Linked DNA regions of Homo sapiens: region 2 is linked to region 1. A link is a loop called in an ENCODE intact Hi-C map of the cell type or tissue named here. Cell type or tissue: heart left ventricle. All regions are shown on one strand. Links, peaks and the distances in the headings refer to the core of each region. The heading gives the core; the rest is flanking DNA. Region 1 has its middle 89 kb from the start of NHSL1. Region 2 overlaps ARFGEF3 (ARFGEF family member 3).

Region 1 (9,427 bases), core at 573-8,572:
TCCACTGACTCTGCAACTAAAGGAACCATAGACTTGGTATCTCTTATAAACTAATTCACCTGATCCTTTTCCTACAACCTTGTTTGTGTAATTAAATGAACACTTCACAGCTGGATATATCTAAAAATTGATCTCTATTGCAAATTTGATTAAGGGCATAGCTGTTTGTGTTTCTCTCACATACTGTGTATTAAAATTTCACTCTTTTAAAACTTAAAAAATTTAAGATGACTTTATCTTTGTATGTTTTTCTCTTCAGCTCTACACTTTTTTACAGCCATGTGCACGGCCAACTCTCCCGACAGTCATCAAAATCCATAAGTAGAAGGGCTATTTAGTGAAGGGGAATCCAATTTCATAATGACTACTTCAGTGGTCCCTGTGCAATTACTTTTGTTACAGTCTTAAAGTAATGAACTTATTCAATAAGGAGAAATGTAGAGAACAAAAGGCCTAAAGAACACTTAAGACACTCAGACACTCGGAAATTTGAGGTTGAAACACTTGTTCCCCAGGACCAAAACTGGGTGTGTTAAATCAAGACAACTTCTATTACCATGAAGATATGCCACCACGAAGAACTTCAAAGAAGGACGAAGTACCTCTACAAAGTAAACACCACGCCCTTTCCACTGATGGCAGACTGAAGTGGACTGATGGAGACTGGCGAGCACAGACGGAGACATTTGTTCCAGAGATTCTCCTTCCTAATCGTCCTCCTCCCAGCCCAGCCACGCAGGCATTTCCCTGAAACACAGGAAGAACTACAACAGAGCTGCCGCAAAATGCACCTGTGTGGGTAAGGACCACAGGGCCTTAACAGCTGTACTCACCCTTGGCTCTCATTTCTCTCCTTGAACCCCGGCATGCTACAGACACCCGGGCCTTTATTTCTTAGAGTTGTTATGAAAACTAAGTGAGAAACGCACATTATTAGCACTCAGTAACTGATAGGTTATTTTCAGCAACAGCAGGAGCAGTCCTTGAAATAGATGTGGCTGGTGGACCAGCACAGATGATTGGCTAGGCTGGAAGCAGATGATTAGTTACACCTGGTGTGTACAGGGAGCGAGAGGTGAGCTGGGATTGAGAGTCAGATTCCCATCAGGAAAATATTTCCCATCAGGGAGATATTTCACTCATGCCAGAATTATGAGGAAAAGAAGTGAGCACCCAAGTCTCACCTGTAATAATACGATTCTAAAAGTGACCAACTTGTGTCATTTCACCTACTTGTGAGGCATATTTTTCTTCACTAAAGGATGTGAGGCAAGGAATGGTTCAAAGAAGAGTGTGAAATTCCGACAAGTTAAAGGAAATTACTACAAAAATAGCACAAATATAGCTACCTTACCTCATAAGGAATGTCAGTTATTTTAAACGACTGAAAAATTTTAAAAAATTGAAAACTCCAAATTTGGTCAAACTTCTCTCTCTCTTATGTTCCATCCTAAAGTTTGTTTCACTGGTAATTTTTCTAAGGAAAAAAAAAAGTGAACACAGAAGAAAAATACCAGGCACTGAATCGCTCCATAAAATACACACCACTGGTTACAGTTGATAAGAAAATGCTTAGTTAAAAGTGAGTTACATTTCAAAATAGGGGGAAAAGGCAAGGAATGTTAGCTCACACCTATAATCCCAGCGCTTTGGGAGGCTGAGGTGGGAGGACTGCTTGAGGCCAGAAGCTCAAGACCAGGGAAACACGGCAAGTCCCAGTCTCTACAAAAAAAAAAAAAACTTAAAAATTAGCTGGGTGTGGTGGTGAATGCCTATAGTTCCAGCTACAAGGGAGCCAGAGACAGGAGGATCACTTGAGCCCAGGAGTTCAAGGTTGCAGTGGAGCTGTGATTGTGCCACTGCACTCTAGCCTGGGCAACAGAGCAAGACCCCAACTCTAAAAACAAAAACAAATAAATAAGAAGAAAAAGTTAATAGTGTCAAAACCTTTTTTTTTTTTTTAGATGGAGTCTTGCTCTTGCCCAGGCTGGAGTGCAGTGGTGCAATCTTGGCTCACTGCAACCTCCACTATCCAGGTTCAAGAGATTCTCCTGCCTCATCCTCCCAAATAGCTGGAATTACAGGCACCTACCACAACATCCAGCTAATTTTTGTATTTTTAGTAATGACAGGGTTTCACCATGTTGACCAGTCTGGTCTCGAACTCCTGATCTCAAGTGATCTGCCCACCTTGGCCTCCCAAAGAGCTGGGATTACAGGCATAAGCCATTGTGCCCAGCCCAAAATCTTTAATTTATAACATAGTCCAACATCAGTTATTCAGCACATAGGGAATTATAGCAGGGTATAGCCTACACTTGAGGTACAGTAAGTAACATCACTTAAGAAGTAACAAAGCCACTTAAGAATTAATATGTCAATATATGCTCAGCCACTTCCAGAAGACACACCCTTTACAAAATAAGATTACAATGAGGTCTGAGGAAAGATTAAAATCTAATTTACTTAACTAGGGTAAGCTTCATAATAAAGTCTACCTAGAGAAATCAATAGTCTCATCAAATGTTCTGCCACCAGCCTAATAAAGGTAGTGGGGAGAGTGTGAAAGAGGGGATGATCAGTAAGCATGTGCAGGTTTAGGATCCAGAGCCAAGCACAGGGCTTGGGACACTGTGAGTACCCTGTGTTTGACAGCCTGGTGCTGCTCAAAAACAAACCACACAGGATGGGCCAGGCCCAACTGAAACTGCATCAGTGCTTTCATTCTCACCCATGGCTGAACATCAGAGCCATCTTTCATAAAGGTTCTTATTCAATAGGTTATGGGTAGAGTGGGTTTGAGTTTTCTCGTTGGGCGCGTGTGTTTTTTTTGGGTGGGGATGGAGTCTCGCTCTGTCATCCATGTTGGAGTGCAGCGGTACAATCTCCGCTCACTGCAACCTCCGCCCCCTAGGTTCAAGCGATTCTCCTGTCTCAACCTCTCGAGTAACTGGGATTACAGGCGCATGCCACCATGCCCGGCTAATTTTTGTATTTTTAGTAGAGGTGGGTTTTTGCCATGTTGGCCAGGCTGGTCTCAAACTCCTGATCTCAGGCGATCCGCCCACCTCAGCCTCCCAAAGTGTTGGGATTACAGGCGTGAGCCACCACACCTGGAGGCACTTGTGTTTTTAAACAGCTTCATGCGCCTGGAGCAGTGGCTCACACCTGTAATCTCAGCACTTTGGGAAGCTGAAGTGGGTGGATCACCTGAGGTCAGGAGTTCGAGACCAGCCTGGCCAACATGGTGAAACCCCATCTCTACTAAAAATACAAAAAATTAGCCAGGTATGATGGTGGGCGCCTGCAATCCCAGCTACTCGGGAGGGCATCAAGAGCAAAACTCTGTCAAAAAAAAAAAAAAAAAAAAGCCTTCATGCTCTGTGTAAAGTAAGCCTCCTACCCTACCTTTAAGAACTACTGATCTTTAAGAAAGTTTACATTCTGTTTATAGATAGAGCTGCCAAGTTAAAAGCTGATTCTGTGTTTCAAAGAATAATATTTAAAAGACAAAGAAAATGAAGAAGCCTGACATTTTTTCGATTCTAATATTTTAAAATGTTTAAATGCACATCAGATGCAAAGCCTGAAATTCACTGCCTTGGAAGCTTCCCATGGAACATGCCAAGGTCAGTGGGTCTCTGAGTCTAAAAAGACACAACCTGGCTCCATCAGGAAGGACACAACAACAGACACTGCCTCCCACGGTCACCAGGAAAGTTAAGCCAAACACTTTATACTGTTTGTTTGTTTAAGTTACAGAACCTTGGGGCCCAAGAAGGGCTTAGAGATAATCCCATCATACACCTTCATGGTACAGATGAGGAAACAGAACCAGAAAGGTCATGTGCTAGTGGTGATGCTCGCCCCTTGGCGGCAGGAATCACATCTCAGCAGTCTACTGCTGTGCGGCCCAGCACCTAGCAGGTACTCCATAAAACCCTTAGAAATTAATTCTCAGGGCTTGGTCATCAGCAAAGTTGGGACCCAGAAACAGACACAGTTTAAAATAATAACAATAATAACTGGCTGGGCCTGGTGGCTTGCGCCTGTAATCTCAGCACTTTGGGAAGCCCAGGCGGGCAGATCACTTGAGGTCAAGAGTTCAAGACCAGCCTGGGCAACATGGTGAAACCCCGCCTCTACTAAAAATACAAAAATTGGCTGGGTGTGGTGGTGTGTGCCTGTAATCCAGCAACTGGGGAGGTTGAGGCAAGAGAATCGCTTGAACCCAGGAGGCAGAGGTTGCAGTGAGCCGAGATCACGCTATTGCTCTCCAGTCTGGGTGACAGAGCAAGACTTCGTCTCAAAAATAATAATAAATAAAAAATAAAATAACGACACTGCAACTACACTGAAAACAAACTGAGGCTAAGTAAAGCCATTTTCCAAGGTCATACCCCTCCAACAGCATGGAGCTTGAACCTATCTGTCTTCACCACTGACTTGAATCACCAGAATCATCTGTCCGTAGAACAGACACTTGGCATATTAAAAAACATTCCTTCTGAGATTAATACAGCAAGCTGATCTCTTAAAACGTGTTGTTGTTATTAAATTTTAACAGTTTGGGTGAAAAGAAAGCTCTAGAGAAGAGGAAATTAACTTTCTTATATTACAACATTAAGGGTAAATGGTTTGACTTAGAGCAGATGGCTCTATTAGAAATAAGACTTTTAACGGCTTCTTGTTAGTATCATGGTTAGTATCCCTGCCTGTTCGAAATAAGACTTTTTACCTCATCCACACACCCCACTGAAAATCATGTTTGAAATCCCGCCTTCCATATGGAGCCACCCTCAGAACACGACATGCAGTGCTTGTAGTTGACCAGCAGGTGGCAGAACAGAACAACCCATTCTCAAGAAAAACAGGCAGAGGAAGAGAACTGGTGGGTGGACCATCAGGGAGGGAGTATTTGTATCCTAACACCCGCCAAAATTGCAGTAGGAACCCGCAAAGGATCCTGCATCCAACTAACATCTGAGGGTGGCTCATAAAATGAAAGCAATCAAGTATCCATTAGCTTCAACAACCTGGAGATTAACACTCAGAAGTGTATCCTGTGCGTTCATGGGACAGTATGGGTGAGGCGTGAAGGAGAAAGCACAGAGGGCGTGCCAGCATCCCAGGGGCCATATCAAATGACCTGATCCCTAAATGATGCGGGGTGCTTATTAAAATACAGACCCGGGGCCCACCCTAGACAACCAGAGCATGTGAGGAGAGGACCAGAGAATCACCTGGGGGCCTCACGAGCCAAGCGGGGGCCTGGCTGGCTTGTGCACTACGGCACTGCCATAACCTGCCCACAGGTGAGGAGTCACCTTCCACCATGTGCTCAGGGTAGGCAGCAATGTAGAGGCTTGGCAGAGACTCGCCTGCCCCTCGCTGCTCAGCACACAGAGGGTTCAGTAGGGTCGCCTGTGACAGTCTCTCTACCTGTACCCTCCCCAGCCTCCTTTTACCCTAAACCCTCATCTATGCCTTCCCTGTCCTGTTCATTCCACCTCCTTCTCACAGTAGGAATGAATTGGTTTCCTCCTTTGCATCTTCAATCTCTTTTTCTAGATAATACGCTCCTTTCCCTCTGCTGACAACCTCTGATCCTCTACATCAGACAGCAAATCGCCTCTCCTCAGCTGGCTGCTCCTCTGAGTCGGCACAGCCCCAGCCTCTGCATCCCCAGCACTCCCTCTTCCTTGGCCCTTGCACCTTGGCATCCACACTGATCCTTCCATGGGTCCCCAGCCACCTCACAAATGAAGACACTGAATGTGCTGACCGGGCTGGCTCTGAGCCTGATTGCCAGCCTCTAGTGTTTTTCTACAATATTTCTACTCTTTTATTTTATTTTACTTTGAGACAGGGTCTCACTCTGTTGCCCAGTCTGAAGTCCAGCAGTGCGATCTCGGCTCACTGCAACCTCTGCCTCCTGGGTTCAAGCGATTCTCCTGCCTCAGCCTCCCAAGTAGCTGTGACTACAGGTGCCCATCACCATGCCTGGCTAATTTTTGTATTTTTAGTAGAGACAGGGTTTCACCTTGTTGGCCAGGCTGGTCTCAAACTCCTGACCTCAGGTGATCCGTTGGCCTTGGCCTCCAAAAGTGCTGGGATTCCAGGCGTAAGCCACTGCGCCCGGCCTACTCATACCTTTCATGTTGCTCTGGTTATTCCAAACCTTTAGGTTTTCCCTGAAGCCTACTTCCACCTTCCCTCCCAAACTCAAAGATAACCTCCCTTTGCATAAAACTACAAAGAGTCAAGCCCCTCCTTTCTCCCTTTCCCCTCACTCCCTGAGGAAAGCCCCTGCCCCTCTTCCCTCTGGTTCTTCCTTTTGGCCTACACATCCTGCCCAATCAACCACCAACTCCAGCCCTGATCTTGTCAAACTGCTATCCCGGGGCCTCTGCCTCATGAAACCCAAGCTCCTCTGCCTTCCATTTCATCCCCAACAACAGAGTCCAACCTGTCTGTATGGACTCCCCAGTTCTCCATACTCTTCAGCATCATCCCTGACCCTTGAAGCGGCTGTTTACCCTCTCCATTGGGAGAATCGGCATAGTACCAGGAAGCCTGGTCATATGGGATTTCCCTCCTTTGCACCGTGGGTTACTGATGTCAGACCACTGACACCTCACCTGTCCATCAGTGATAATCAGTTCCTTAAGAAAAAATTTAACTTTGTGGATGGTCAATAAAATTTTACTGGATAATGTAAGAAGCAAAGCTTTAGTCTTTTCCTTTCCCCTCTCAAAAATATGCTGGAACAACACAGAGAGAGGCAAATAGCACAAATATTTGAATCAGGCAGGGCTGGGTTCTAATCCTGATTTCAGCAGGCCTGTGTATTGACCATTGATCTCGGGCAATCCTCTGGGAATCGCCTCCTCTCAAGAAAAAGAACAGCAATACTGCCACCTAGTGACTGTATGGGGCAAGCATGGAGCACTCAGGAGGCACTCAGACCTATCTTTTTGAACTTGAGAATGTGCAGGATATAATCAGCAAAAGGAATAGGTAAGGGGCTATTGATACCAGTTATCAAGGGGGGAAACACTGGTGCTAAATATTACACTGTGGCTTAAGTTGCAGAAAAAAGGGATAAAATTATGAAAGTTTTCAAATATTATTTAAAGTAGTCCCTCCCCTTTATCTGTAGTTTTGCTTTCTGCAGTTGAATTCAGGTACCTGAGGTTAACTGTGGTCTAAAACATTAAATGAAAAATTCCAGAAATCAACAATTCATAAGTTTTCTCTTTTTTTCTTTTATTATTTGAGATGGAGTCTCACAATGTTGTCCAGGCTGGAGTGCAGTGGTGTGTTGATCACAGCTCACTGCAGCCTCCACCTCTAGAGCTCAAGCAATCCTCCCACCTCAGCCTCTTGAGTGGCTGAGACCACAAGTACACGCCCCCATGCCTGGCTGATTTTTTTGTTGTTGTTGTTTGTTTGTTTTCTGGTAGAGCTATCTCCCTGTGTTTCCCAGGCTGGTCTTAAACTCCTGGGCTCAAGTGATCTGCCTGCCTCAGCCTCCCAACATGCTGGGATTACAGGTGTGAGCCACCCTGCCCAGCTAATTCATAAGTTTTCAATTGAGCGCGGTTCTAAGTCGCGTGATGAAATCTCCCACCGTCCTGCTCTGTCCAGCCCTGCACGTGCACGTGGATCATCCTTCTGTGCAGCGGATCCATGCTGTGGACACACACTCTCCTGAGTTACTGAACAGACTACTCGGTTATCAGATTGGAAAAACATAATGTATCTAGGGTTCCATAGGATCCATGGTTTCAGGCATCCACCGAGGGTTTTGGAACCTATCCCTCATGGATAAAGGGAGACGACTGTAACTTTGAAAGTTCCCATTTGAAAATGTTTTTTGGGTTTTTTGCTCAATTATTCCATGACAATAAATGCATTCTCATAGCTATAATCAAACTAAAGAGAATTTAATTATCACCCTCAAGAAAACTACAGTTTCCTGCTCCCCAAAACACAATATTAAATACCCATATTATCACTTTTCAAGATTGCACAGGTAATTTCTAATAGGTCCCACACCCACATCTCAAGGTCAATTTAGCCTGCATGAAAGAAAACAACTGAATGAAAATAGAACACAAGATTCTTCATATGCAAAAATGACTGTGTAAAAACTATATAGGCCAGGCACGGTAGCTCACACCTATAATCCCAGCACTTTGGGAGGCTGAGGCGGGTGGATCACTTGAGGCCAGGAGTTTGAGACCAGCCTGGCCAGCATGGGGAAACCCCGTCTCTACTAAAAATACAAAAATTGGCTGGGGTGGTGGCAGGCGCCCGTAATCCCAGCTACTACAGTCTCAGGCTGAGGCATGAGAATCACTTGAACCCAGGAGGTGGAGGCTGCAGTGAGCCAAGATTGCTCCACTGCACTCCAGCTTGGGCGACAGAGCGAGACTGTCGCACAAAAAAACAAAAAACAACAAAAAACAAAAAACAACAACAAAAAAAACCCCTACATATCCAGAACTAAAGAGTGAAAACTGACAAGTATGCAGGTAATTGCCCTTAAGGAAAAAGGTGTGTGGATATATTTTAGTGGGCTGGTCTAAATATTTTCTAAATATCGTAAGACATATGAAACAGGGTGGCTAGGAGCTGCTATTTCAGCTTTTTAAAAGCAATTGTGATGGAGCAAAAATTTTGCCTGTAGACAATAATTAACCTTTCTCCAAAAGCATCACATATATATCATTCTATATACCAAATGCCACAGCCACAGGAAGTCAGTTGCCCACAGCCTTATAAATCAGTTTACTTGCTTCCTCATTTTCTGTTATGGACTTTCCTAGCCAAACTCTGTCATGGCAGTTCACTTCAAAATTAAAAATAAAGTTGATTTAATGGAGCCTGGATGAATCCCATCTGAAAGCCATTAAAACATACACACCCACTTCCACACAAACCAGAGAATCAGTAGAATTCAAAGACTTATTGAATCCTGAAACTGTAAAGGATCCGAGTGACAAATAATTCACATGTCCTATTAATCACAGGAGGTAGACGGGTTCTGTGATTCCAGCACTGACACGGAGGCAGTCAGGAGCACTGCTAGGACTAGAATCCCGTTGTCCTTGCCCCAGTCCAGGCTCTGCCCACTCTCCCATGCTTCAGGTCTGGCTCTGAAGTTCGTGATTCCCCGTTCATAGTCTTCAAGTACATCAGTGAGTCACGTTTCCGTTTCCTCTCACTGTTCCAAATGCTGGGCTTTGGTAGCACAGAGTTCATTCATTCACAATCATGCTAATTCACTCATACAGAGAGAGAGTGCTGACGCACTTAGGAATTATGACTTAACATGCAATTCTCAAATCAGTGAGGCCAACGGCTAACTAAACTTAAAAATAAAAGGAAATCTAGCCCTTAGCACTCAAAATACTTCCTT
Region 2 (9,427 bases), core at 623-8,622, 300 kb before region 1:
ATAAGCATTCAGGCCGAGCACAGTGGCTCACGCCAATAATCCTAGGACTTTGGGAGGCCGAGGCGGGTGGATCACTTGAGGTCAGGAGTTCAAGACCAGCCTGGCCAACATGGTGAAACCCCATCTCTACAAAAAAAATACAAAAATTAGCTGAGCATGTTGACCAGCACTTGTAGTCCCAGCTACTTGGGAGGCTAAGGTGGAAGAACCCCTTGAACCTGGGAGACAGAGGTTGCAGTGAGCTGAGATCGCGTCACTGCACTTCAGCCTGAGCAACAGAGCGAGACTCTGTCTTTTTAAAAAAAAAAAAGAAAAGAAAAGTAATCATTCAAATGTATGAGAGCCATTTATTTAGTTTACCTAAAGCAATGCTTGATTTCCGTTTGTTTTCACAAACTCCTTTCAGTAGGGATGGCAGGTACTGCCCAGAGCTTATAAGTCTGAGAATTTGGTTGAGGACCCTAAACATTCCAGCTTTCATTTGAGAAGACCATAGTTTCTGCCAAAAGTAATCTCTGTGACTCTCTTGCCCGGACCTTAATAAAAGGAGTCATTCAGTACATGTAAAATGAATAAGTAACAGACTATTCGCAGTTCCCATATTCATCAGTCATCACTGTTAATTAGCCATCGCTGTTATTAATGGAACAGTAAGCTCAATTGCTATGTCCATAGGAAAGTTATTTAACTTTAATGATAGAAAAGGGCTTTTCATAAGAATTCAACAAAATAAGGATCTATGATTCTTTGTGATTCTAAATTCCAGGTATGAAGTGACAAGTGAATCAGAGCAGCAGTTAACCTAGAGTTTGGAGACTTCTATTTGATCTTTTCATTATGTATGAGGAGAAGCAGTGCCAGCAATCTGATGATCAGCGCTGTACTAACTGTGGCCATTCCTGATGTCATGTCAGAGTATTGTATAGAACTGTGGAATTTTAGCACAGAAATAAGCTTTGCATTACTTGAATTCATCAGACCTTTACCTAGCACATAGAAAACATTCATTATACTTTGATAAATGAAAATTTCTGGCAAATATCATTAGGCCATTTGACCAGACGTCAAATTAATTTCAGAGAAACCAGTCTGTTTCCACCTTAGCAGCCATATAGATTTCGTCCCTGTTTTGGTTCTGATAGTTGCTGAGGAGTCTCCAGGCTTTTTGTAATTTCTGTAAGAATCAAAGATACAGTGGAACACCATGCAAATAAGTCTCATCCTCTTGGGGTGAGGGTGAAGTCCTAAACTCGGAATTAATACTAATAATTACAGGCAGTGGCTCACACCTGTAACCCCAGCACTTTGGAAGGCAGAGGCGGGAGGATCACTTAAGGTCAGGAGTTAGAGGCCAGCTTGGCCTTCGTGGTGAAACCCCGTCTCTATTAAAAATACAAAAATTAGCTAGGTGTGGTGGCACATACCTGTAATCCCAGCTATCCAGGAGGCTGAGGTATGAGAATCGCTTGAACCTGGGAGGTGGAAGTTGCAGTGAGCTGAGATTGTGCCACTGTACCCCAGCCTGGGTGACAGAGTGAGACCCCGTCTCAAAAACAAACAAACAAAAACAAACAAAAAACCCACAACTACCCTCCTTTCTCATCCCCTCCCTGTGTTGCATTCAGCTATGTTAGTTGCATCCAAGTATGTATATTTCAACTCCATAGTCACTTTTCCAGTGATTACTTCCTTTATACTGAGGAACTTGGGGCCTTGGCGAGCCTGACTCAGGGCTACAAGGCTGCTTAATTCAGAGCCAAGACTAAAGCTTAGCCTTCTCAACCCAACTCCAGTCCTTTCCTCGCCATAACGTTAAAGAGTGGTTTGTTGAGCTAATTCTGTAGAAAAGAATTTGTTTCAACAAAAACTTAAACAGGATAACTGAGGATCCAGTATAGAGCTGGAATGGTATAGAGAGGCCTGGATGGGAGTCAGAAGATATGAATACTAATTATTTCTGTCATCAGCCTCATGGCCTTGAACCATTTACCTACTTTAAACATGGTCATGCATCCTTTAGCAAGGACAGGAACATGTTCTGAGAAATGCATTGTTAGGCAATTTTGTCATTATGTGACCATCATAGAGTGTACTTACACACCTAGGCTAGATGGTATAGCCTATTGCTCCAAGGCTACATACCTGCACCGTGTGTATTGAATACTGTAAGCAGCTGTCATAACAGAGTAGTATTTGTGTATCTAAACATAGAAAAGGTGCAATAAAAGTATGCTATTATAATCTTATGGGACCAATGTCTTATATGCAGTTCATGGTTGACCAAAACATCATTTTGTGGTGCAGGACTCTGTCTCTTCCTCTGTGAAATAAAAATAATACTGACCTACTTACCTAATTTTAGCTGTTTCGATGATCAAGTGAAAAAATGTTTTGTGAAAACACTTTGAAAATTATAAGGTATTATTGGCAGGGCACGGTGGCTCACGCCTGTAATCCCAGCACTTTGGGAGGCCGAGGCAGGCAGATCACAAGGTCAGGAGATCGAGACCATCCTGGCTAACACGGTGAAACCCCTGTACAAAAAATTAGCCGGGCATGGTGGTGGGCACCTGTAGTCCCAGCTACTCGGGAGGCTGAGGCAGGAGAATGGCGTGAACCCAGGAGGCGGAACTTGCAGCAGTGAGCCGAGATCACGCCACTGCACTCCAGCCTGGGCGACAGAGTGAGACTCCCGTCTCAAAAAAAAAAAAAAAAAATTATAAGGTATTATTTATTGCACTTTGCAATCTGACTATGTGATGATCTGACCAAAGAGGCTTATTCTCCTCTTAATTCATGTAAGGAAGCTCTGAAACTAAAGTTCACATCTGGGTAACCTGTACATATAAAATTTGGGAATAATCCATGGTTCTGAATAAAAAGAGTATTTAAGATCAAAATATTCTAAATCAATAGATTTTCTAACAGAGAAATAATAATTTATAATGTACATCTATTTTTAAATAAAGATAGGCAACAATGTAACAGAAGAATAAATACTCCAAAGTGAAATAAAACTAGACTGAGGGAATAAAGTAAAATTTATGATAGTCTCATTAAAGGTTGCTACATGCTTGAAACATAAAAGATACAAGGGATATTTGTTAAAAATGAATATTGTGGTGGCCATTTGCTTGTTTTTGACTGGAGTGTTTTATTTAGGGAAAACTTCTTTCTTTTTCCTTGACAGATATTGACGGCTTAGAGAGCAGTGCCATTGGTGGCCAGCTGATGGCCTCGGCTGCTACAGAGTCTCCTTTCGCCCAGAGCAGGAGAATTGATGACTCCACAGTGGCAGGTAATGACTTGGGTCTTGAGTTTATGAACATCCATACACTGCATGTGTTACCAGCAATTACATTGTTATGTGGTGACTTGAATCAGGATTTTGTCTTGGTTAGAAAAAGTAATTGGGCCGGGCCCGGTGGCTCACGCCTGTAATCCCAGCACTTTGGGAGGCCGAGGCGGGCAGATCACGAGGTCAGGAGATCCAGACCATCCTGGCTAACACGGTGAAACCACGTCTCTACTAAAAATACAAAAAATTAGCCGGGTGTGGTGGTGGGCACCTGTAGTCCCAGCTACTCAGGAGGCTGAGGCAAGAGAATGGCATGAACCCGGGAGGCGGAGCTTTCAGTGAGCCGAGATTGTGCCACTGCACTCCAGCCTGGGTGACAGAACGAGACTCCGTCTCAAAAAAAAAAAAAAAAAGAAAAAGAAAAAGTAATTGATGGAAGTTACTTAGCATCATTCAGCTGATAATGCAACATTTATTATTTATAAGAACAAAGTGAAACATAATCCCATATAATCCATTGTTATATTTCCTGTTGTAGAATTGCATGCAACTGAGTACTGCTCATTTGATAGCAAGAGAATGTGATGTCATTCATTGCCAGGTTGTTTTTGTCTCTAGAAAATGACACACACCCCTCCATGTTCCAGGCGTGGCATTTGCTCGCTATATTCTGGTGGGCTGCTGGAAGAACTTGATCGATACTTTATCAACCCCACTGACTGGTCGAATGGCGGGGAGCTCCAAAGGGCTGGCCTTCATTCTGGGAGCTGAAGGCATCAAAGAGCAGAACCAGAAGGAGCGGGACGCCATCTGCATGAGCCTCGACGGGCTGCGGAAAGCCGCACGGCTGAGCTGCGCTCTAGGTACCAGCGGGAGTAGTGTTCCCTGGCCGTGGTCCTGCAGAACTCACTGGGAATGACCCAGCAGGGTGGGGCAGGGGGACCCTTTAGAAGGGGTTCTGCTAGGTGAATGGTTAGAGGATATACTCAGTCAAGAAGTCATTGTGTGTCTCCTCTGAAGGCGTTGCTGCTAACTGCGCCTCAGCCCTTGCCCAGATGGCAGCTGCCTCCTGTGTCCAAGAAGAAAAAGAAGAGAGGGAGGCCCAAGAACCCAGTGATGCCATCACACAAGGTAACAACTGGAGGGCCAGAACCCACCTGGTGCCTTGGGTGCAGTATGCACACACCTGCACAGGCCTACACACGCCAGCCAACACTCGTGCCTGTTCTGTGTGTGATGCCCGGTATGTATACACCACTGATCACGAGATCCCATTGAGCCACAGGCTTGGGTCTCTTCCATGTAGGTGACCTACAGAAGATCTCTCTGGAGAATGAGAGACATACTGACCCCTGGTGGCAAGGAAAGTGCAGCAGGCCCAGGGGGACCCACCTGGCTGAACTGTTCACACCTGTCATCTAGTCACTGGCTTTGGCACTTCACACAAGTGCACACTTGAAGACCCTTCGGGTTATAGTGGGGAAGGCAGATTGGCCAGTTTTCTAAAGGGGAAATTAAGCAGACGAAGAAAATTCATGAGGGGAGGCTCAGGAAGAAGAGGCTCTTATCAGAGAAAAATCTGAGCTTTGTGAACTCGAGAAATGGCTGATTTTTAACTTGATGAAATCAGTGAGTCGGTGAAGCTGATGATTATCTGGATCTAAGGGAAAAGAATGACCATCCTGGTAGCAACAGAAGATACAAGGCAGGCAGCAAACAAAAGGAAAAATGCCAGCTTGGTCCAAATTGTGTAACTACTATCAGATATGTACAGTAACAAGTCACTGAGTCAGCTGTACATTTTTAGCTGAGAAACACAATTTAGGTCCGTGTTTCTCAGACTTGAATAAAATTTAGAGACCCATTTGAAAACAAAATCGCTCTCACAGATCCCCAGCGTTAACTGAAAAAGGAGTCTCACAATTTTACTTAAGTATTTTACAACCATGAACTACATAAAAATCCTTACATTCACAGTTCTTTAAAAAAAAAACCACAAAACCAAGACCACGATATTCAGATTAAAAACAAATAAAAAATAAGATTAAGGCCGGGCACAGTGGCTTACGCCTGTAATCCCAGTACTTTGAGAGGTCGAGGAAAGCGGATCACTTGAGCCCAGGAGTTCAAGACCAGCCTGGGCAACATAGCAAAACCCTGTCTCTACTAAAAATACAGAAATTAGCCAGGCATGGTGGCATGTGCCTGTAGTCCCAGCTACTCGGGAGGCTGAGGTGGGAGGATCACCTGAGCCTGGGGAGGTTCAGGCTGCAGTGAGCAATAATCATTCCATTGCACTCTAGCCTGGGTGACAGAGTGAGACCCTATCTCAAAAAAATAGATAAAACAGCCAGGCGCAGTGGCTTACACTTGTAATCCCAGCACTTTGGGAGGCTAAGGTGGGCGGATCATTTGAGGTCAGGAGTTTGAGACCAGCCTGGCCAACATGGTGAAAGAAACCCCGTCTCTACTAAAAAATACAAAAATTAGCTGGGCGTGGTGGTGGGTGCCTGTAATCCCAGCTACTTCAGAGGCTGAGGCAGGACAATTGCTTGAACCTGGGAGAGGTTGCAGTGAACCAAGATGAAGCCACTGCACTCCAGCCTGGGTAACAGAGTGAGACACCATCTCAAATAAATAAATAAAATTAGTATCACATTTATGAGACAAATGATGTTTTGCTAAAAATCACTTTGCTCCTTACATTAGGAGATGGTTTGGATTCCTTTGAGGTTGGCTTGCTATATTTCTGGGTTCTGGACCATCACTTAGTTATCCTACCACATGCAATGACTTGAAACCTTTGTTCAAGGAGGACACTGTGGTTTGGCCTTGCCTTAGCATTTTGCATTACTGACATCTGAAGTCACCTTCTGCATTCTTTCTCATTAGTCATCTACAATTTTTTTTTTCTTTTGAGACCGAGTTTCACTCTTGTTGCCCAGGCTGGAGAGCAATGGCACCATCTCGGCTTACTGCAATCTCCGCCTCCCAGGTTCAAGCTATTCTCCTGCCCCAGCCTCCTGAGTAGCTGGGATTACAGGCATGTGCCACCATGCCCGGCTAATTTTGTATTTTCAGTAGAGACAGAGTTTCTCCATGTTGTTCAGGCTGGTCTCGAACTCCCAACCTCTGGTGATCCACCTGCCTTGGCCTCCCAATGTGCTGGGATTACAGATGTGAGCCACCACACCCAGGCTACAATTTTTTAAAGTATTATTTGGAGCTCACAAATACAAACTCAAGGGATGAAATGAAATTGGTCATTTTCAGTGATAGAGCAGTCATTCTGGTGCTCAAAATATACGTAAATAAGTTGTTTTAGAGATGATGATCATAATGAGAGCCTAACATTACAATAATCTCAGAGAAAACTTGCAGAAAGCCAGGAATTCTTCCATTTGACCAATTTTTGGGAAGGGTGAAAGGTCTGGGCCCAGATGGTTTTAGCTGGAATTGGCTCATGAAACCCATCCACACTGCTGTGCCTGACCCAGAGCCCATGAAAGGGCCTGGAAGGAATGGCACCTGCCAGCTCAGGATCCATCCCACTTCTGGAGCTGGAGAGCTGGGGCCACCAGCACGTGGGACCTGCTGGCTGGGTGGTTTGCATGATGGTCCGCAAGGACCTACTGTGGAGGTGCTTGCTGCCACTGAAGTCTGTCCTTTCCCTTTTGCCCTTGCATGACACACATTCTTTCATTTTCATTCTTTCTGTCTCCCTTACTCAACCTGTTATTTTAATAAATGTCTTTCTGGCACAGTGAAACTAAAAGTGGAGCAGAAACTGGAGCAGATTGGGAAGGTGCAGGGGGTGTGGCTGCACACTGCCCACGTCTTGTGCATGGAGGCCATCCTCAGCGTAGGCCTGGAGATGGGAAGCCACAACCCGGACTGCTGGCCACACGTGTTCAGGTGCATGACGGGCTCCCACCCCCAGATGGCACTAACCCTGCCTTGGGAAACCTGGAGTGGGCTGTGGCAGGTGGAGAGGGGTGGCCTTAAGAGCCTGCCAGCATGTAAATCAATTATAACAATTCACAGAGTTTGATTAAACTTCAAATGAGACGTGAAAAGAGAAGAGGGAATAAGGGCCCAACTGAATGTATGTTTTGAAGAACAGGGGACAGAACTGGGTCTGAGGAATTGTGACTTTTCTATTGACATTTTTATGAGAGAAGGAAGGAAGAAAAACCAATTAAATAATTGATTGAGATGACTAAGTGAATACTGTGCAAATCTAAAACTGGTCATGTCTCCTCAATATTACATTGCTATATGTTTATCAATGTCCTCTTTACTTAAAGAAGGATTTCAGATAGCTTATTTGCATACATAAAATACAAGATACCTACTTTTAATTTAGCTAGACTGAAACAAAACAAAACAAAACAAAAAATCGTACACCTCTGCCAAAGACAGGCCAAAAATTTAGCTCTAAGCATTGTAGCATCAAAGTGAAAAGAAACTCCCAGTGAGTTATATAGTGCACAGTGCCTGTAAGATGAAAACCAGCAATAGCTCCAGAGTCCAAGTCCTCTTACAACTAAGACTGAAAGCACGTCTCCCCAAGCATTGCATCAGGACAGACCCAGTACCGTGGAAGGAGCACTGCCCATGGAACAGGGCGGGGGCTGGCCACACTGTTCCTTCTCCTTCTCTGCAGCACATGCCTCACACTCACTCCAAACCCAGGTCTAGGCAGAGCAGGCATGGGGCAAGAGTGGCCAGGGCAATGGCCAATGGCCCAGGGCACCAGCCAGAGCTGGGTTCAGTTTCACGTCTTCAAAGCAAATATAGCCATGAGTGTTTGTTGAGCAAAATGGTTCTATTATGAAGGCTGCTGACCTGCTGCTCTTTATTGCTCTAACAAGAAAAGAAAAGAAAAAAGAAAATAAAAAGGCTCTCCTGGTACACAAGCAGCGGGTAAGGGATTGAAAAATTCCTTGATTCTAGAACATCAGAGTGGATTATCCATGATGCTCTTTACCAGTAAACAGACTTACTCCGAGATGAGGGACCTTGCGAACCATCTTCGTCCCAGGTTCTGTTGGGAACAAACCATTTAGGAGTTGGCAGTTGTAGCACATGTGGTGACCCTTCTCTGTGTCTGCCATAATTCGGTGACTGCCCTCCCACCCGGCCGCCACCCACCCCACCCAGACTTGAGTTATGTGGCGCCGTCGGGACCAGGCAGGACGTGGCTGGGCAGAACCCACTGTGGCTAGTTGGCCTCTCCGTCATAGGTATAGCCATTCTGGGATCCCATCGTAGGGAAACGCTTCCCAACTCCTAATCAGAGCACTATATGGAGGGAAAGAGGGTGCCTGGGGAAAAATGGCTCAAACAGCAGGAGGGCAGATAAGCCAGTAAGCCGGATGAGGCAGGGGGACTGGATGAACTGGGCTTCATTGCCCGTCTTTCTCCCAGCCTGGGGTGGGAGAACCCAAATAATCCTTTACCCATTTCAAGGCTGTCTGGTCCAACTCAAATACTACTAATAATAATGCTGTGTGACATGAGAACACAGGAGGGAAGGACTGACTGTCATCACAGGAAAGAGGAAAGCTGGGGAGCTTGCAGAGCTGGCTGCATTTCCTTTGTCTGGCACTGTGGGGTTTATGGAGCTGCCGGGGTGAGCTGCAGCGCCTAACAGCTGCTTGTCTGTGCTCTTTCTAGGGTGTGTGAATACGTGGGCACCCTGGAGCACAACCACTTCAGCGATGGTGCCTCGCAGCCCCCTCTGACCATCAGCCAGCCCCAGAAGGCCACTGGAAGCGCTGGCCTCCTTGGGGACCCCGAGTGTGAGGGCTCGCCCCCCGAGCACAGCCCGGAGCAGGGGCGCTCCCTGAGCACGGCCCCTGTCGTCCAGCCCCTGTCCATCCAGGACCTCGTCCGGGAAGGCAGCCGGGGTCGGGCCTCCGACTTCCGCGGCGGGAGCCTCATGAGCGGGAGCAGCGCGGCCAAGGTGGTGCTCACCCTCTCCACGCAAGCCGACAGGTGCGCGGCGCCGGCCTCCCACGCCCCGGGAGCCTGCTTACCAGGCGACACCCACATCCATCTGGTTTCAGTCATGCCAGGGACGACCCATTTGTTAGCCAATCACTTAAATCTCTTCCATCTTTTTCA

The links. Peaks named below come from ENCODE experiments on the same cell type or tissue, not always from the same donor. Only the 100,000 strongest peaks of a DNase experiment are listed, where the experiment ranks them.
Region 2: a loop joins it to region 1, with 6 times the contacts of the local background. A loop is called at or near these places in 10 of 110 quality-filtered maps.

What each region holds. Positions count from the first base shown.
Region 1 is chr6:138,584,154-138,593,580 of GRCh38, forward strand. It overlaps a transcript of NHSL1 not described here. Among named protein-coding and RNA genes, the nearest start is that of NHSL1, 89 kb to the left of the region's middle. RefSeq lists enhancers at 7,072-7,572, 7,573-8,073, 9,059-9,353, 9,382-9,427. In heart left ventricle, for the core only: CTCF peaks have their summits at 4,838 (motif pointing right), 5,039 and 6,929 (motif pointing left); a DNase peak (open chromatin) is centred at 5,245.
Region 2 is chr6:138,282,756-138,292,182 of GRCh38, forward strand. It overlaps ARFGEF3 (ARFGEF family member 3), which reads left to right. Exons shown (of 34, transcript NM_020340.5): 15 at 3,191-3,298; 16 at 3,946-4,161; 17 at 4,319-4,429; 18 at 7,063-7,213; 19 at 8,978-9,298. Among named protein-coding and RNA genes, the nearest start is that of PBOV1, 69 kb to the left of the region's middle. RefSeq lists an enhancer at 4,193-4,692. In heart left ventricle, for the core only: CTCF peaks have their summits at 3,203, 4,682 (motif pointing left) and 7,252 (motif pointing right); a DNase peak (open chromatin) is centred at 7,206.